Regions from separate parts of the Homo sapiens genome. Here region 1 is linked to region 2. A link is a loop called in an ENCODE intact Hi-C map of the cell type or tissue named here. Cell type or tissue: dorsolateral prefrontal cortex. All regions are shown on one strand. Links, peaks and the distances in the headings refer to the core of each region. The heading gives the core; the rest is flanking DNA. Region 1 has its middle 16 kb from the start of LINC02213. Region 2 holds the start of LOC124900940.

What was found. A loop is a pair of places that touch in the nucleus more often than their neighbours do. Peaks named below come from ENCODE experiments on the same cell type or tissue, not always from the same donor. Only the 100,000 strongest peaks of a DNase experiment are listed, where the experiment ranks them.
Region 1: it touches region 2 in a loop (3-fold over the local background); 7 of 110 quality-filtered maps call a loop at or near these places.

The regions. Positions count from the first base shown.
Region 1 is chr5:10,533,251-10,543,176 of GRCh38, forward strand. No RefSeq gene overlaps it. Among named protein-coding and RNA genes, the nearest start is that of LINC02213, 16 kb to the left of the region's middle. RefSeq lists an enhancer at 1-238. In dorsolateral prefrontal cortex, for the core only: no CTCF peak of the experiment used is centred there; DNase peaks (open chromatin) are centred at 5,108, 5,341 and 5,631; H3K27ac peaks cover 2,500 bases.
Region 2 is chr5:10,456,860-10,466,785 of GRCh38, forward strand. It overlaps ROPN1L (rhophilin associated tail protein 1 like), which reads left to right. Exons shown (of 5, transcript NM_031916.5): 4 at 4,325-4,500; 5 at 7,989-8,167. The coding sequence ends at 8,088. LOC124900940 reads left to right here and starts at 4,507. Exons shown (of 1, transcript XM_047417967.1): 1 at 4,507-7,982. The coding sequence starts at 7,111. The coding sequence ends at 7,836. RefSeq lists an enhancer at 834-1,693. In dorsolateral prefrontal cortex, for the core only: no CTCF peak of the experiment used is centred there; a DNase peak (open chromatin) is centred at 3,862.

The DNA of each region.
Region 1 (9,926 bases), core at 4,185-6,684, 78 kb after region 2:
ATCCCTTCCTGCCCTCCCTATCCTGGGGTCCTCCTTGAAGCCACCTCCACTCGAAGCCACCTCCACTTGACGCCATCCCCAGCACCCTTGGTCCTCTCCCCCTAACTGTAGTTCTCTCCCCGCCACCCCTTCCCCCAGCCCTCCGTCTCCTCCGACCCGCGCCCTGGGTCCCCTCCTCGCCCCGCCCCCGACGTCCCCGGGTCCCCTCCCCTCCTCTGCCAGCGTCTCCACCCCGCTGGCTAACGCAGGGCTGAGTCCTCACCCAGCAGCTTAGGGCCCCTCAGAACTAGAGCGGCAGGAGATTAAGGGTTGCTAATTTGGAAGCAGGGACTGATGTTCTATAAAAAGCAGGGAGGCTTTGGGATCTGTTTGGTTTTTAAGTTTCTAAGCCATTTTAGAAACTCATCCTACACACAAAATGGTGAGGTCCGGGGGATCTGTCTCTGCCTCGCCCTTTCCCCTCCGGGATCGGTCTCTTCCCCTCCCCACCTGCCTCCTGGGACCCTCCAGGAGGAGAGGGGCCTGCAGCAGGGAGAGGAGTGTCCTGTCCTGGAGGAAGAGCTGGGAGGAGAGGACCCTCCCACAGTTCTGGGTGGGAATGGTGGGAGGGTCCTAGGGCCTCTTGCGCCAGGGCAGAGGTGGAGGGGGCGTGGAGGTGGGTGAGTGGCCCCACAGCCCGTGTGCCCACCACGGCCCTGCCAACAGCCTGTGCATTTCAGAAAAGCATCATAGCCCGTGAGGTTGTGGCGTCTGTGGTCCCAGTGCTTTGGGAGGCTGAGGTGGGAGGATCACTTGAGGCCAGGAGCTCGAGGCTGCAGTGAGCTAAGATTGCGCCACTTCACTCCAGCCTAGGTGACAGAGCGAGATCCTGTCCAAAAAGAAAAGAAAAAGGCTGGGCGCGGTGGCTCACCCCTATAATCCCAGCACTTTGGGAGGGCGAGGCGGGCGGATCATGAGGTCAAGAGATGGAGACCATCCTGGCCAACATGGTGAAACTCGTCTCTACAAAAAATACAAAAATTAGCTGGGCGTGGTGGCGAGTGCCTGTAGTCCCAGCTACTCGGGAGGCTGAGGCAGGAGAATTGCTTGAACCTGGGAGGCGAGGTTGCAGTGAGCTGAGATCGTGCCATTGCACTCCGGCGTAGTAAGAGTGAGACTCTGCCTCAAAAAAAAAAAAAAAAAAAAAGAGAGAGAGAGAGGGGTGCGGGGGTTGGCGAGGGGGAAGAAAAGCTTTCTAGGAGAAGAACCCCAGGGAATGAGTCTCTCTTGTTGACATCATTGAGCCCTGGGGGAAAACATTTTGGGTGGGGGCCTTCCAGAGATGCTGTGGAAGTACCATAATACGTGCCAGGGACACACATACAGACATCTGTGCCTCTTGAAGCCGGGGTTAGCGAGGCCTGGGTTGGAAGAGCAGCACAGCTTTCTTCTGCTACAGAGGAGGCATTCAGTGCTGAAAAAGCCAGAATGTTGAAGATGGCTGTGAAATGTCATTTTACTCATTTTCCCATCTTTCTCATCAGGGAGCCAGGGAGCAAGCTCAGTGACTTTGGAAAGCAGCTGTGTGGACCCACACGTGCACACACAGGCACATATGTGCACGCACGTGCCCACACACAGCCATAAGGGAAAGTATGTGGTTGTCTCAGCTCAGTAGTGAGCAGGTTACGTAGAATCTGGAAGCCTTGAGTGAACCCATTCCAATTCCTCTCTGTCGGCGGAAAATACACTAAGTGGTTTTTTGTTTTTGTTTTTGTTTTTGAAATTCACTCGAAGTATTTTTTCTGCCCATCACAAGCCATTTCATTCATAAGCCAAACGTTCCTCCCTCAAAAGCTCGTTCCCTGTGACGAGGCCTTCGTGTTCTCAGAGAGGAATTCCGGGATGTTTGTTTGGGGACATAACATCTGCTGTGTAGCTGTGAAAAGGAAGGATGCAAAGCCCTCAGGGCAGGAGGCACCCAAGGCAGAACGGTGACAGCAGAGTCACAGGGTGGCCCGCAGCTCCCGCCATTCGTATTACTATATGTCCCCATGTAATTAGGTACAGGGAACCCGGGCAGGGGGACCCTGGTGTGGTGGGAGCGTCAGCTTAGGGATGGCCCTGCCCCTTGTCCTCTGGAGACTTGAGGCTGCTCCTGGCCTCTCAGGACACAGACCTGGGTGGGAGGGCAGGAGGTGACAAAATCAGGGATGCCCCAGCCTGGACATGGCACAGGGAGATGTTTACGGGGCAACCTTGTCCCTTGACGTCCCTTCTCAGGAAACAAAGGGTGTCAGGCTGTCTAGTGGCAAACCCAGCCCTAATCCAGCCCTCGTGGGTGGGGTGGAAGGGTAGTGGGGAGCAGGGCAAGATGTTTGGCTCTCAGAAAAGGTGCCGCCTGTGACAACCCACCCTCCAAATGTCTTTTTTTTTTTTTTTTGAGACAGGGTCTTGCTCTGTCACCCAGGCTGGAGTGCAGTGGTGCAATTATAACTCACTGCAGCCTTGAACTCTCGGGCTCAAGCAATTCTCCCACTTCAGCCTCCCGACTAGCTGGGACTACAGGCATGCGCCACCACACCTGGCTAATTTTTTATTTTTTGTAGACACAAGTTCTCCTCCCTATGTTGCCCAGGCTAGTCTCAAACTCCTGGGCTCAAGTGATCTTTCTACCTTGGCTTTCCAAAGTGCTGGAATTACAGGCACGAGCCACCTCACCCATCCCTAATGTCTTTTTTTTTTTTTTTTTTTAATTGAGATGGAGTCTCGCTCTGTTGCCAGGCTGGAGTGCAGTGGTGCTGTCTTGGCTCACAGCAACCTCGGCCTCCTGGGTTTAAGCCATTTTCCTGCCTAAGCCTCCCAAGTAGCTGGGATTACAGGCTCCTGCCACCAATACCTGGCCTAATTTTTTGTACTTTTAGTATTTTAGTAGAGATGGGATTTCACCATGTTGGCCAGGCTGGTTTCAAACTCCTGACCTCAAGTGATACGTCTGCCTTGGTCTCCGAAAGTGCTCGGATTACAGGCATGAGCCACGGCGCCCAGCCTAATGTCTTCTTTTAAAGTCAGTTTATTGAAATACAATTTTTATTTATATTTCTTTAGGTAGCATAATATAATTGATAGTATCATATAATTCTATGATACAATTTGGAACAGAATTATGTAGTATAATTTACTGGTGTATATATATATTATTATCATTTTATAAAATGAGATAGTATAATCTATGTAGTATAATATAGTGTATAATAGTATGTAATTTACATGATATACTGGTCTATGATTTTTGACTAATACATACAATCATGTGATCATTGTTATATTCAGGATCGAGAACAGACCCATCACCTCCAAAAATCCCTTCCAAATGATGTTCCTTTGCAGGGTCCCCCACCTCTGGCCCAGTCCCTGACAGCCACAGGTCTGTTCTCTGTAACATCCTTCGGCCTGGCTCCTTTGACAGACACAAGACCATGGAAATTGGCCTCTGTCATCGCAGTACTGGGTCCCTGCAGCTGGAGGGTGTGGCCTTTTCAGTGATCCTGTCTCTCCTCTTGTGTTTTGTTTTTTTTCTGTTGTTGTTGTTTTTTTTTTTTTTTTAGGTTTAAATGTTATTTGTTCTCAAACCAGACTTTATTATAATTTTACTTTCCAGACTTTAATGGAAGCAAACCCAGCCATAACATTTGAAAATACACTACTTAGCTTATCTCGTTTTCAACTGGGAGAATTGCCATGTTTGACGATCTGTCATTACCTAGGTGACGATCTTAAATAATTTTGCATTCATTTCAACTTCCTGAAATGTGTTTCATAGAACCTCCCAGGGACTGATATTGTTAAAATAAAAAACAGAACCCACAGAGGAAGTCCATTTCCAAATTTAGAAAAGATTGCACTCAGCAAAATTCACGAAGCATCTCATGGCTTCTCCTCCTCGACCTGACAACTGTTCTTGTCACCGAGTAGGCTCCCCTGCCTTCCAGAAGAGACTGTCAGCCACATGCATGACACCGGCATGTCTTGAGGGGCTGTGGTCTCTCCCCTGCTACTGCTCACTGAAGAGTTCGAGTGTTATGCTCTACTGGAACCCCAAAGCCTGCATGTCCCTTTCTGCTGTGGCTTCTCTCCTTTCCTTTTAAAGCAAATGCTTATGTAATCCCGCAGTCACTCTGTGACAGGTCCTGATAAGCCTTTCTCACGTTAACTCATTAAATCCTGGTGAGGCCCTCAGAGCCAGGCGTTGCTCTGGGCCCCCCTGTGCCAACAGCTCCCCAAGGGGCTCCGACAGAAGGACACTGGTATTCATCATTTGCTGCAGCTCTTAGACAACTCTCCCGGCAGGGAAGTTCTCTGTTCAGGCTAATGAAAGTCCCTCCTTGGCTCTTCCATGCCCCACAAGGCATCCCAGGCCACCATTCCTACCGCCCTCAAAGACTCTGGGGAGAGGAGCCAGTTACAGAGGGAATCCAGGTCCATCCCTTTAAGGAGGGCACATCCCAGACTGTCCCAGGGGAGCCTGTGCAGTGCCAGAGGGCCTGAAGCCAGTGGGCAGAGAGAGGGCTGCTGCAGTCGGTGGGGAGGAAGTCACCCCTTCTCCAGCTCCATGATGCTGCCTCACGGTGAGGATGCCCACATCCTGGGCACCCCCTTTGTCTTTCTCTGCCCACCGCACAAACCCAGAGGTGGGAGGGAAACTCATGGTGAGGTGAGGTGCTGTGACTCAGGAGAGCTGGAGTGTGGACCATGTCCATCCCCAAGTCCTGGCCTTTCCTGTTACTCTCTATCATCCAGTGACCTGAGTGATGCTTCCAGGAGATGGAAGAGTTTCGGGGCAAAAGCCCAGACCCTAGAAGTCCAGATGGTGGCCATAAGAATGTAGGAGCGAACTGGACTTGGTGACCACCTGCAGTCCTGCACAGGAAAGCCCTGGAGGGAGGCTCTTGGGGACCCTCTTGGGGACCCTCTCGGTGCCCTGTTATGTTGTGCATGTAGGAGACAGTGTGAGAGAGACTGGATGTGAGTGTGTCAGAGTGTGTGCCTGCATGAGCGAGGCTGAGTGTGTGCGTGAGTGACTGTGAGGGTGTGTGGGTGTGAGGGTGCGTGAGTCAGGATGGGTGTGTGAACACACAGTGGGCAGGAACCCACACTTCTGAATGGATTGTGAGTGTTTTGGGGGCTCCTGGTGCCTTGATCAGGGGTCAGGATCTCTGGCTGTCCCCACCTCCACCTGGAAGAACCAGTCTTCTTCCTGACACTTTTCTGGGCTTCTGAGCCTGGGCTTGGCATCCTCTCTGCAGCCTCCGAGCCTGGGCTTGGCGTCTTCTCTTCAGCCTCTGAGCCTGGGCTTGGCGTATTCTCTGCAGCCTCTGAGGCTGGGCTTGGCATCCTCTCTGCAGCCTTCGAGCCTATGCTTGGTGTCCTCTCTGCAGCCCCCGAGCCTGGGCTTGGCGTCCCCTTTGCAGCCTTTGATCCTTGGCTTGGTGTGCTCTCTGTAGGCAGCCACCTAGGGGGAGCAGCATGGAGCGAGAGTGGGCAGTGGGCGCCGACTCCATGCCACGCCTGCTATGAAATGCTGATTCTAAGCTGGGAATAAATTCCTTGCTAGAAGAACATGCTGTGCAAGGTGGAAAAGGAACAAATAGAACCTCCCCACGCCTCCCACATGCGTGGGGCTCTGGCAGGGAAAGAGATGACTGATTGCTGTCGCAGAAGCGCAGATGCAGGGAGCAACCCGACCCACACCTCCATGGCATGGCAGGCTAATTCATGTTCTTCCTCATGATTTCTTATGTTGTGCTACCTCCAAGGAGTCACTGTAAACATTCGCTGTAGGATTACTCCGTTCCCCCCTTCGTTCCTGTAACACATCCAAACATGTAAAACAAGTCATTTGAAAGTTAGACTGATAACATCCAGACTGGAGTAGGATACATCCAACAATTAGCTTAGTCTGGTTTTATAGGCGTGTATTCTTGTGAAACAGGTCCGACTGTGTTTACCCTTTCCGCAGGGAAAATCTAGTGGAGACGCGGCTGGAGTTGAGGCATTTGCAGTTGAGGCTGGATCATGGTCCACTGTGCTGGCTGAGTCCCCCAGCCCCACTTCCCCAGGTGATTTGGAAACCTTGCTGGGCATGTTTCAGCAGCAAATCAGGCAAGCCTAGTCCCATGTCTTTGGGTTGACCTGGAGACCTGACTGCTGGGAATGCCCACAGCCCTATCTCAAAGAGCGTGCTCCGCTCCCAGGCCCTACTGGCCCCTTCTTGGCTTCAGCTGAGTTGGTCAAGAGTGGATGGGCTCCCAACCCCAGAGAAACTCATGCGGCTGCCTGAGAAACACACTGACACGCAGAGGGCTGAACAGGAAGGGAAGGACTGGGCTGGTCGTCTTCCTGGTTGTGATAACTGACTGGGTTGGAGCAAAAGTTAAAGCTGCAACATGGTCAGCAGGTGAAACAGGAGTCGTGAGAGATCCAAGGCTGGTCAGATTTGTGTGAGTGGGAAGATTCAGTGAGCTAGAGAAAGCACTAAGCCAGCGCAGTGGAGGACCAGAGAGAAAACTGCTGTCTTTGTCAGCTGGGCTGCTATGGCAAAATACCACAGACTGGGTGGCTTACACAACAGGAATTTATTTCTGGAAGTCCAGGATTGAGGTTCTGGCTGATTCAGTTCCTGATGAGAGATGTCTTCCTGCCTTGTAGGTGACTGCCCTCTTGCCCTGTCCTCATATGATGGAGAAAGAGAGAGCGCTCTGGAGTCTCTTCTTACGAAGGCACTCATTTTGTCATGGCCTCATTTAAAGCTAATCACCTCCCCAAAGCCCCATCTCCTAATACCATCATACTGGGGGTTAGGGCTTCAACACAAGAATTGGCGGGGAGACAAACATTCAGTCCATACCAGCAGATACGGGAGACCTGATCTATGGCACAGGCCTCCTCTAGTTCATTCCACGATGCTTTGCACCGACGGGATACCCAGTTCAGGGTTGCCAAGGCCTGTCCGAACCACATGTCAGGGTCTCGGGCATTAGGAAGTTCTGTCACCTCCTAATTTATTACTCCGATGACAGGAAACTCCACCCTCTAACTTTCGAGTCTTAGGAGAGTCTCTGTCCCTTGATAAGGGGGGCGGGGGGGTGGGGGTAAGGAAGAATCCAGGCCAGGCATGGTGGCTCACACCTATGATCCCAGCACTTTGGGAGGCTGAGGCGGGTGGATCACTTGAGATCAGGAGTTCAAGACTTAGCCTGGCCAACATGGTGAAACCCCATCTCTACCAAAAAAATACAAAAAAAAAAAAAAAAAAAAAATTAGCCGGGCATGGTGGCATGTGCCTATAATCCCAGCTACTCAAGAGGCTGAGGCAGGCAAATCACTTGAACCCAGGAGGCAGAGGTTGCAGTGAGCTGAGATTATGCCACTGCACTCCACCTTGGGCGACAGAGCAACACTCCATCTCAAAAAAAAAAAAAAAAAAAAAAGAAAAGAGAAACTCTCAGTTAAGTAAGTCAGTCTTCTGCCAAGTAAGTTTTTATTTTCTTTTTCTTTTTTTCTTCTTTAAATAATAAAGATGGGGTCTTGCTATGTTGCCCAGGCTAGTCTCAAAGGCCTGGCCTCAAATGATCCTGCCACCTCTGCCTCCCAAAGTGCTAGAATTACAGATGTGAGCCACCACACCTGGCCCCAAGTAGGTTTTTAAAATGCAGATGGTACAGGGTCCAGATGAGAACCCTAGGGCCTGTCCACTGCTCTGGTTGGAGCATTCAACCAGCTACGTCCCTCTCTGCTCCAGTGGCCCTCACCCTCACTCACCTACCAGCAGCCTATGAAAGATTGGTATTAACTATTAGATGAAATCCAGTTCTATTCAAAGTTTTTAGAGCTTTGTAAAGGGCCTACTGTGTGCAGGGTACCATGTGGGGTCCCCTGGAGGATGCGTGAATGATGGAGACACGATGCCAACCTTCCATCAGGAGAAGCACAGAAAGAATTTAGCCAAGAAGCCAGCAGGGTGGAGGGATGCCAGGAGGACCCTGAAGGCCCTGCTAAGGATTAAGGCAATTATATTTTACATTCCTCCAACCGGAGACTCTGGAAGTAGACGAAGTGAGCCCCTGCAGTGCATAGTGACTTTCCTCCAAAGAGCACAGCATAGGAACGGGGAGGGCAAAGAGCAACACTGCCATGGGAAGACCTGACCATCGCCGCCTGTCACATGGTCAAGGTCAAGCGTTAGTCGGGTTGACGAGGTGTGCCCTTGCTGTGATGCAATACACGTGGAGCTTTGCCTCTGTGGTCTTCCCCACTAAAACTCACAGCCTTCATCTCACCGTGAGAAAAAAAAATCAGGCAAATTCTGATAGAGGAGCATCCTACAATATCCCTCATCAGTCCTCCTGAAAACCACCAAGATCATCCAAAACCCCGAGTCAGAAACTGTCACAGCAAGAGGGGTCTAAAGACACATGATGACTAGATGTCACGTGAGACCCTGGATGGGATCCTGGAACAGAAAATGGATATTAGGTAAAAACGAAGGAAATCCGAATAATCTAGGGACTTTAGTTCCTAATAATACGTCGGTATTGGTTCGCTAATTATAACAAAATTACTATACTAATGTTAGGTATTAATAATAGGGGCATGGCATATGGGAACTCTGAACTATATGCTCAATATATCTGTAAATCTAAAACTATTTTTTTTGAAGAGCATCTTTTTTTTTTTTTTTTTTTTAACCCTGCAGCAATGAGCTTTGGGATGGACAGCCTGTGAACCAGACTCTCCCTCTCTCCAGGAAATTTGGTGAGCTATTCAGCATCTTTTTAATCTCTTTCTTGCTTAAACTAGCTGCAGTGAGAGCTCTGTTGTCTGCAACCAAGAATCTAGACTAATACCTGCATTTAGTTATTTACATACAGTGTTTAAAAAAGAGAGAGCTGCAGGAGATTTGGTGTCATTTTCCATTTTGAGCTGCGATCATTTTTAAAATGCAGGATAATGTCTGCAAAGTACCTGGGGATAGAGTCAGGACTAATGAGATAATATCTGCAAAATGCTTTGAGTTCCCTGGAGCTGCTGAGAGGCAAGGAACATGCATTATCATCATTAGAAAAAACAAGCTTTGAAAACTTTGGCAGGAAGGCGGATATAAGTGGAAATCAGTTCAATTACTCATGCCTTTCAAAATAGACAAGTTCTATAAAAGTTAAAGTATTTTTTTTTTTTGTAAATCAAATTCCTCTTCATTTCCTCTGTCAAACATTACTGTTCTATGATCTTTCAATTATTTTTGGTTGGACTCCCTTTGACAATGTATTGAAGCAGCTTTCGTTTCTCTGCTTCCAGATTCTCTGGCAGAATATTCTCAAACTTCAAATCTATCTCCATTTTGAGAAAATATACAAAGCATATGCTTTCTTTTAATGTTACTTGAAATTTCAAAACAACATGGTGACCAAAACTAAACCAATACAATGATAGGAATAGAAGAAAATATTATTTTTATTTTTCAAATTTTTTATTTTATTTATTTACTTACCTATTTATTTTTTGAGACAGGGTCTTGCTCTGTTGCCCAGGCTGGAAGGCAGTGGCACGATCACGGCCACAGCCTCCCAAGTAGCTGGGGCTACAGGTGTGCCCCACCGTAATTGGCTAATGTTTTATTTATTTTTGTTTTTTGTAGGGAGGGCATCTCCCTAGGTTGTCTAGACTGGTCTCAAACTCCTGGGCTCAAGCGATTCTCCTGCCTCAGCCTCCCAAAGTGCTGGAATTTACAGGCGTGAAGCCACCACACTCGGCCATCTTTAAAGATACATTAAAAAAATTTGTCAGTTTATATATGAGTAAGCTTGGAGTCTTGCATTGGCATCTTCTGAAGAAGAGGGAGAACAGAGCTCATCATGACCCTTTCAACATCTAGCCTAACGCACTGT
Region 2 (9,926 bases), core at 2,589-5,088:
TTGGAACGGCGCGTTACACAGATCTCATCTGCCTGCTCCATCCACGCCAACTCCTTCCTTTCCGACTCATCCTTCCTGAGGCCCCGCAGTCCTGCACACGGTGGTGACGGACTTCCATTTGTGTCCAGTGTAAAAGCAAATCCCATCATAACAACATGTCTTTGAGAGTTTCAAGCAAGGAACATGGATTGTGAAATACACGACTCGGCTTTGAGCAAGTCCTGTCTTGGGGACAGTCTTTTAGAGGAGCCACGTGTGCAGTGGTCCTGGAGCGGTGCCTGCAGCTCCACGGAGCAGGTTCTGCACTTTTCCTAGAGAGAGCATCATGTTGCCCTGGGAGCTGCACTCACCCCCTAACCGTGCCGTCCACCTCGGCAGCATCAGGTGCAGCCGCCACCAGCACTGCTGGCATGGGAAGGGGGTGGAAATGGGAGGAACTGCCCCATCAGGCCGCTGGGGACAGGGAGATCAGTTCTGTTCAGGGCTCCATCTCCTGCAGCCAAATATCTGGGTCCTCAGATAGGCGACGTCTGTGCCCCAGGTCTTGTTCCCAGAGCCCGCCTGGCGGCTGCTAGACATAATAAAATGGAGTAGTCACTGGGGTGAGCTCAGAGGCCCACCGGCTGTGCTCCAGTCCTGGCTGGGTGACTTGGGTGATTGCTGAGCCCCTCTGGGCCTGGCCAAGGTGTCTGTCTGCTCCTCGCAGTAACCACACGAGGTGACTGTCATTATTCTCACTCCCAGAGGAGGACAGCGGGCTGTGTTATCAGCCTTGCTCTGACCATGGTGTTCTGTAGGGAAGGCTCATTTTGTCCCATAGCCTGGAGCGGCCTCAGAGCCCTTTCCTGTCCCTGAGGATGTGGGGTTTATTCCTGACACAGCCACTGTGGAGCTGGACAGTCCAGGCCTGGCTTGCAGCGGCCCTTTCCCTGCATCTGCAGCTCCCCCGTGAGGATGGTGCTCCACCCTGGCCCTCCTGTGTTTGTTTCTTGCGCTTCCCTTGGAAGCACAGCCCTAGATTCATCCCTGCAGGCGATTCCCCAGGGATGTCAGCCACCTCCGTGGCTGCTGCAAGCAGGAGCTCTCAGTCTGCCCTCACACCCCACCCCAGCAGCCTGCAGGGCACCACCCTGCTCGGGAAGGTCCTGGTTCTCAGTCATGTTTGCCAAGCGATGTGGTGTAAATACTCCCACTGCTGCTGAGTTCAGGCTGCCAAGGTGAAGTCCTCCAGCTCACACAACTGCTGGAAACTTAGCAGTAGGCTCATGAGCCGGCTCCAGCACAGCACCGGGCTCCGAGGAAATCCTGTGCCACCCGCCAGTCCTTGTCCTTCCTGTCCTGTCCTGTGTGCTTTGACACAGGAGATTGCTCTCTCCACCAGGAAATGCTTTTCTTCACTCACCAGCAGCCTCCCTCCTGGCTGCGCCTTTCAAGTCCCCATGCTGGTCCCTCATCTCCCCAGCTCTTGGTGGTATAGCGTGTCCATGCACTGTCCTCCCACCTCGGCAACCTCGTGGGGCTCGGCTGTATACACCGTCCTGCTCGTATACACTACCCCACCCATGTATACCATCCCCCCGTGTATACCATCCCCCTCATGTACACCATCCCGCTGTGTACACCATCCCGCTGTGTACACCATCCCCCTCATGTACACCATCCCCCTCATGTACACCATCCCCCGTGTACACCATCCCCCCCATGTACACCATCCCCCCTATGTACACCATCCCCCTCATGTACACCGTCCCCACCATGTACATCATCCCCCCATGTACACCGTCCCCACCATGTACACCATCCCCCCATGTACACCGTCCCCACCATGTACACCATCCCCCCGTGTACATCATCCCCTTGTATACACCACCCCACCCGTGTATACCGTCCCCCCATGTACACCATCCCCTCGTGTACACCATTCCCCCGTGTACACCATCCCGCCCATGTACACCATCTCACCCATGTACACCATCCCCCCGTATGCCCCATCCCCCCGTGTACACCATCCCCCCGTGTACACCATCCCCTCGTGTACACCATCCGCCTGTATGCCCCATCCCCCCACCGTGTACACCATCCCGCCCGTGTACACCACCCCACCTGTATACACCACCCCGCCTGTATACCCCATCTCGCCCATGCTCCCAAGTCTCCTCCGTGAGCGCTAGGCCTACTAAGTAGCCACCTGAGTCACCAGTTCCACTGGGCGCCTGACAGACATGTCAGTGGAAGCCACCCCAAACTCAGCTTCTCTCTGGAACTTTTGCAGCTGTTCAGGCACCAAACATTGGAACCACTTTTCATGGTTCTGTCTCTGCCCACATGCAACCACCAGTGAGTTCTGGTAACTCCACCTTCAGGAGAGGCTGAGTCCGGCCCTTCCCAGGCCCCTGGCTGGATTATTCCAGCAGCCTCCTTGCCAGGTTCCCGCCTTCCACCCTCCTCACCGGGTTCCCGCCTTCCACCCTCATCACTGGGTTCCTGCCTTCCACCCTCATCACTGGGTTCTTGCCTTCCACCCTCATCACTTCTCTTCACACATCGGCAGAAGGACTCCTTAGAAACACTCTACAGTGCTCCGTCTTTGTTTAAAACCCTTTGACACCTTCCCATAGACCCCAGCCAAAGCCCAAGTCCTCCCTGGGTCTGTAAAGACCTCCGTGATCTGCCCCCACCCCATCCCGCTGACCTCATTTCCCGCATCCCTGCCTCTCCATGGCCTGCTCTAGCTACCTGGAGCTCCTGGCTGTTTCTGGAGCACACAGAAGTGCCCCTGGAATTCTCCCAGCATCCCACATGACTGGCTCCTTCCCCCTGGGTCTGTGCTTACATGCTCCCTGCTCTGACCGTCCCTGACCACCCGATTGAAAATGTCATCCTCCACCCCGGCACTGCCTGCCTGCTGCTCCAGGCACGCCCTCTTCCAGAGCACCCTAGAATCCAGGTGTTGTGGCTCTCCCACTTGACTGTGATCTCCACATGAGCAGGCGTTAGGTGTCTGTTCACTGCTACATCCTGGTGTGTAACAGGCACTTGGCAAACGTGGAGGGAATGAAGGGCTGTTGCCATGTGTGTGTGTTGGCGAGGGGGGTTACGTTTAAGCAGCCACCTGTGTGAGCTCACCTTCATCAGTAGGCAGCGTGACCATCCAGGCAGGTATGAGATAGCCACTCTGGCAAGGACGGCCTTCACAGAAGGGACTCGAGGTGGGGACTGAGGGGAGGGTCCCATAGGCCAGCTGCGGAATTAGGACACCTGCCCCCACAGCTTACCCTGGCCAGGGTGTTGAAGGCTGCAGGTCATGATGTCTTGGTGCAGAAGGAGAAAAGGAGACCTGGGCTATGTGTTCTCTTTTGAAAAGATAGTAATCTTATGTTACATGGTTCTCCCACCTTCTTGAAACAAACACACAAACAGCTCATGTTTTTTCAACAAGGATGAATTGAGCAAGTTGGAGGTGGGAGGCCATGGGCTGGCCCTGGGGAGCCCTGGTGCCCAGGCCCTGCAGTTCCAGCGCCATGCAGCCTCTGGTCTCATGAAGACGACCTTGGCCTGTTAGCTGCCCCCCACCCCCGCAGGGACTTGGCTGGGAGGGCAGGTGCTAAAAGTGTCTGCCGTGTGGAGGCAGGAAGGCTGCTCAGAGGATGGGCTTTCCCGCTGAAAGCAGAGGGTGGGCTGCTGTCTGGGATGAGCCCAGCAGTTTGGAAGAGTGTGAGGGAGATGAACGGTCTCAGGGAGGAAGTCCGGTTGCTGTTCTGGAGCTGAGACAGAGCCCAGAGCCTTCTGTGTGAACAGGGAGAGAGCCAGGACAGAGCCCGGACAGAGCCCTCCCTTCTGCTCGGTGGGCAGGCATTGGCAGACACCCAGGGCTTCCTTGTAGGCATGCAGGCCGTTGGCTGCCAGCCCTGCCCTCTGCAGGCAGCACCTCTGGCTGGTGGCAGAGTTCATTCAGCCCCTGGGCACGTCCCCGGGTGTGTCTCCGGGCCAGATGGGGCTGCACAGTTCTGCATTAGCTTAGGAAGTTGGTTTTCAAGACATTGATGCTTCCTTTTGTCTGTAACAGTCATTTCTATTTTAATAGAAAATAAGATCTGTGAATTAGAATTTTTTCCTGGTCAATTGCACCCCATTCGAACCTTTCCTTTTCATTTTTCATTATGGCAATTGTACATTCACCTAGTTCTCAGTTCAGATGGAGCACATACTTTTTGGAGAATTTCTGTCAAATATGCTAGAGTGTTGATTCTGCTGATGCCTGCTTTCAATGTGAGTGATGCCAGGAGTAACTGTTTTTCTCCCCACCTGGCTGTGGTGCTCCCAGTCCTTGAACACTGCGCTGAAGCACCTGTGCGAGATCCTCACGGACGATCCGGAGGGCGGGCCCGCTCGCATCCCCTTCAAGACGTTTTCCTACGTTTACCGCTACTTGGCCAGATTAGACTCAGATGTGTCTCCCTTGGAGACGGAATCCTACCTTGCCTCTCTAAAGGAAAATATGTAAGTATGCACCCTCTCTAGGATTCAGGTATGTTGACCATGGGAGAATTTCCTGTTTCACTTCCCCCTTGTAGGGAAAAACTCAGTTTTTCCTTTGCTCTCTCACCACAACAATAATCAACACAGAAGACTGCTATGATCAAATGTGTGGAGGTTTTTCCTCACCAAAAAGCAAGCAAGTGGTCCTGCAGCAGACACCAGCTGTGCATTCTCATTCCGTCTCTACCCTGTCTACCTGGAGATAGCCTGAGATCCCACAGGTTGAGGGTTCAGTCCCCAAGACTGCCCCCACCCTGCCCCATTTCTGATGCTAGTTGCAAGCCCCAGGTTATTTTGCCTGTGCTTCTGACCGACTGGCTCTAAATCAGGGTTCCCACAACCCCTCCTTGGGTCAATTAATTTGCTAGAATGGTTCACAGAACTCAGGGAAACACTCATGTTTACTATTTGATTACAAAGGATATTTTAAAGGCTACCAACAGTCAGAGGAAGACAGACAAAGGGCAAGGTCTGGAAGGGTCTGGAGCATGGGGGCTTTTGCCCCCATGGAGTTGAGGTACATCCCCTCCCTGCCCGCAAATGAGCTCTTGTTCACCTTCCTGTTGGTCTCGATGTGTTTAGCTTCCGGGAAACTTTCTAAGCCCTGTCCTTTTAGGGTTTCTTTTTCCTGGAAGCTTTGTGATTGATTAAATCATTGGCCAATAGTGATCACCTAAGCCATCAGCCCCTCTCCCCACCTCCAAGGTTGGGCTGGGCTGAAAGTCCCACCCCTCTAATCCTGCCTTGGGCTCTCCAGTGACCAGCCCCATCCTGAAGCTACCTGGGCCATCAGCCAATCACAAGCATAAAGAAAGAACTCACTTTGGAGATTCCACAGATTTTACTTGTATGCCAGGAGCGGGGGTTGAAGACCAAATATATATTTCACAATATCACATCCCTTGTCTGCAATAACTTTGTCCCAACGAATCCCGTGTTTGGCAGAAGGTTTAGGCACACCTGATAGTATTCAGGGTGTGTGTAAGTGGAGCCGCAGATCAAAGGCCATCAGCGAAAGCAAGCAGCACCTCAGAAGGGAGCCCGACCTCTCCCGTGGCTCCCACCCATGTGGGCTGAGGCTCAGGTTTTTTTAGACTTTAGAGGGAGAGAATGTATCTTGTCATTAAGACTCATTTATCCCAGATCTATCCTGATTCCTATGTACAGCATGTCAGGTGGTACTAAATTGTAGCATGTTAAAAAGTGAGATAGAGGCTGGGCACGGTGCCTCACGCCTGTAATCCCAGCACTTTGGGAGTCCGAGGCAGGTGGATCACTTGAGATCAGGAGTTCGAGACCAGCCTGGCCAATATGGCAAAACTCCATCTCTACTAAAAAAATAACCAGGTGTGGTGGTGGGTGCCTGTAATCCCAGCTACTCAGGAGGCTGAGGCAAGAGAATCTCTTGAGCCCTGGGGGGGCAGAGGTTACAGTGACCCGAGATTGTGCCATTCCACTTCAGCCTGAGCAACAAGATCGAGACTCCGTCTCAAATAATAACAACAATAATAATAATAATAATAATAATAACTTAAAAAGTGAGATAGAATTCATTTCTCCACAATGAAACGTAGACATGGATTACTGCTGGTGGACCTCCTGACAGTAGTGCCACGGATGCAGGATCATTTGCAGAAACTTGAGGATGTCATTGACATCAGCCACGCAATTCTCACTCTGATGAACTTGCTATATGACCCCGACACATTGCATGTTATGTTGTATTTGCACCAGGCTGCATGTGATGTAAGGCTGGTTCTGCTCTGAAGCATGACTTGGAGCTAACGTTGGAATATATTGTCCAGTGTTCTGATCACCTGTAACATTTTTAAACAAGATTAATGAATCCTCCCTTTAAAGACAAGATGCAGAGTAAAAAGGAACAAAGCTCTTGGGTCCTGCGGAAGTTCTCATTTGTTCATTCCCTAAACCATCATTGGGTGCTGACTCTGCACCCTGCACTACCTATGGGGAGGCAGAGAGAGCAGCCCAGGGCTGGTGGGGTGGGCAGAGGTGGTGGTGACAACCGCAGGGTCCGGGGAGCTGTGGTGCTGCAGAGTAAGCCTGGTTAACAGCAAGAAAGGGCCTTCTAGGTGCAAGGGCAGGAAAGGGCCCAGGTCCTCCAGGCTCCAGCCCCAAGGGAGATGGGGTCCCTGAGGTCTTCCCGGCACTTCCCCTTGGGACCACTGCCCCCCAAGTGCTGGTTATGGTTTGTCCCTGAGCCCCACACCTCTCATCTCGAATTGCCCACAGTACAGTTTATTGAGCACCTGCTCTGTGCCAGGCATTGGCGCAGGTGCCGGGGATGTAGTCAGTGAACAGGTCACGCCCTGACCCCTGGAGTTTTGCCCTGTGGAGCAGACAGACATCAGACAAGCAGATTTTAAGACAGTAGGTCATGTTCAGTGCCAAGAGGACAGTAAGCCAGGGATAGGGACCAATGGGGGCTGGTCCCAGGGCCGCCTTCTGGCACAGCACACACCCCTGCTCGCCTCAGCCTCCTGAGAAGCCCCCTGGCCTGTCATCACCACCCAGAGTCTTGTCCCCTCCTCCCACCCTTTCCAACCGGCCATGATGCCACCTAGGATGCAGGCCACAGCACCAGGAGCTGGCGCTCAAGTGATCCGCCAGCCTCCGCCTCCCTTCCTGTGCCAGTGGAGCCTGCGTTCTGTGCCCTGCCCCACCTGTCCCAGCCGTCCTCGTCTCCTTGTCCCTTCCACATCGTTTCCTCTCCTTCCTTCAAACTCACATCCCCTCTGCCCACCATGGGCTGAGCCTCTGGACTCCATGGTCCCTCTTTTTCCTCCTTCCTCTGTCATCCACTGTCACTCCAACCCTCCTGTCCTCGTGGAAGACCGCAGCTCCCAAGCCATCCCTTCTGTCCGCCTTATTCTTGACACCATCCTGGCTGGTGTCTGCAGTCACATGGACGACACAGTACTTTGTCCCCAGCTCTCCTCCTGGTGCCCACAGCCTCTGCTTCTGCACCGCCATCCGGGTCATGCTGGGCCCCTTCTCCTGCCCGATCCGCGCACCTCTTCTCTTCTTTTGTGCTCTCTGATGCGGCTACTCCGCCTGACAGAGCCACCTGGGACATGGGTGGTTCCATCTCATTCCAAATCCATGTCCCAAGCCTCCAAAGAACTGGGACCCTGTGCAGCAGCCACTTCTCCCACCACTTTCCTGAGATCACAAGTCATCAAAAAAGAAAAACCTATGCATATAGCACCCATCTTTTCACCTAGAAATAAAGCTACATTTATTATACGTTTTGGTGCACTTTGCACAAGAAAATAGAATGCTTTATTTTTGGAAGTAAGAATTACTGATGAGCAACCATAAATAGTTTTTAAAAGTAGACCTTTTAAATTATATCGCATTTTATAAAAATGTTACTAAGTATATGATGAGAAATTACCAATAAATATCTTTATCTGTTTCCAATTTAGAGACGCCAGGAAGAACGGCATGATAGGTCTTTCAGATTTCTTCTTTCCAAAGAGGAAACTTTTAGAAAGCATTGAAAACTCTGAAGATGTAGGCCATTAATACAGAGAAGAATACATTTTAATGTCAAAATAGTGCTCTTTAAAATTCTGGCACCAAATACAACTTACCCTGAATCACACACCTCTGTAGTGTGAGTGTTTCTCTAAATGGGAATTTAGTGTGACTGCTTCGTGGGGCCTGATTCATGATTGCTTTTCACTGTGTCTTTTAGGGACCTTAAGTGTAAGAAGTTGATAACAGTAAAATGATCTCTTTTAAGAAAATAATCTATTTGGAGACTGCAGAGTCAGAAGTGGGGCTGGGCAGTTTGAAAAGTGGCTTTTTGGGCCGGGCGCGTTGGCTCACGCCTGTAATCCCAGTGCTTTGAGAGGCCGAGGCGGGTGGATTACGAGGTCGGGAGATCGAGACCATTCTGGCTAACACGGTGAAACCCCGTCTCTACTAAAAATACAAAAAAATTAGCCAGGCGTGGTAGCGGGTGCTGTAGTCCCAGCTACTTGGGAGGCTGAGGCAGGAGAATGGTGTGAACCTGGGAGGCAGAGCTTGCAGTGAGCCGAGATCGCGCCACTGCACTCCAGCCTGGGCGACAGAGCGAGACTCCGTCTCAAAAAAAAACAAAAACAAAAACACAAACGAACAAACAAAAAAAGGGGCTTTTTGGTCAGGCGCAGTGGCTCACACCTGTAATCCCAGCACTTTGGGAGGCTAAGGTGGGAGGATCACTTGAGTCAGTAGTTTGAGAGCAGCCTGGCTAACATGGTGAAACCCCGTCTCTACTAGAAATAATAAAAAAATTAGCCAGGCGTGGCGGTGGGCACCTGTAATCCCAGCTACTCAGGAGGCTGAGGCAGGAGAATCTCTTGAATCTGGGAGGCGGAGGTTGTAGTGAGCCGAGATCGCGCCACTGCACTAGAGCGAGACTCCATCTAAAAATAAAAAAAAACAAAGTGGCTTTTCTTCTTCTTGACTCCAAGCTGGTGGAGGGGCTCGCCCTTTGCTCCCTGCCTACCCCTCCTAAGACTCCCTGGGAAGGGCATTGGCAGCTGAGGCTGCATCTTTTCTATGAAAGGTGGACCCCAGGGACCCTGCTGCCTGGCCTAGCGTCCGTGGCTGGGGGAAATGTACTGGACAGCAGCGTGATCCACTTGAATGGAAATAAGCATCCAAGATCCTTTATTTGCTTTCCTTTTATAAAGTTTTCGAAAAGGCCAATACCAATGAATACATTTCAGGTTAGCTTCCAGGCCAGGGCTCAGGCCCTGGAGAAAACTCGTGCGAATGCCTGTCTGGGGGGCCCAAGGAGCGAGTGTGGGCCCCTCTAAAACTTAGAGGGACAGATTACATGACGACTTTGGGGACAGCTTGCTAAGTGTCCATTTGGCAGCATCTGGGATGAGACGTGCTTTCACTGTGACTATCTTGTTGGGAGGTGATGGGGAGGGGAAATGAAGCCCCTGCCTCCTCTAACCCTGGAGGCTGCCCACGTTTACCAAGAGAATCTCACCCAATGCTGACCAGCTCAGCGTGCAACACAGCATCACTGGGCTCAAGAAAAGACATTTGAAGACGAGTTTTGTAAGCCCGAGCATAGGTGAATATCACCGTAAATAAACTCCAACGTGAAAATCTGAATGTATAAAGCATAAATCAGGAACAGCTTTTCACTCAATCAAAAAGGCATGTGGTGTTTCAGTAATAAAAAGCATGAAGTGTGGAGACGCGCGGCAGCATGGGTGTGATGAGGCCCGTCCCTGCTGGTGAACAAGTCCTGGCCTTTGTCCCTTGAAAAGGCTTTTGTCTCAAAAAGTGGGTTTTCTTGGGAATGACTTGGTCATAGAAGGAGAAATAGCATTCTGTATGAATCGGTGAGGGCTGCC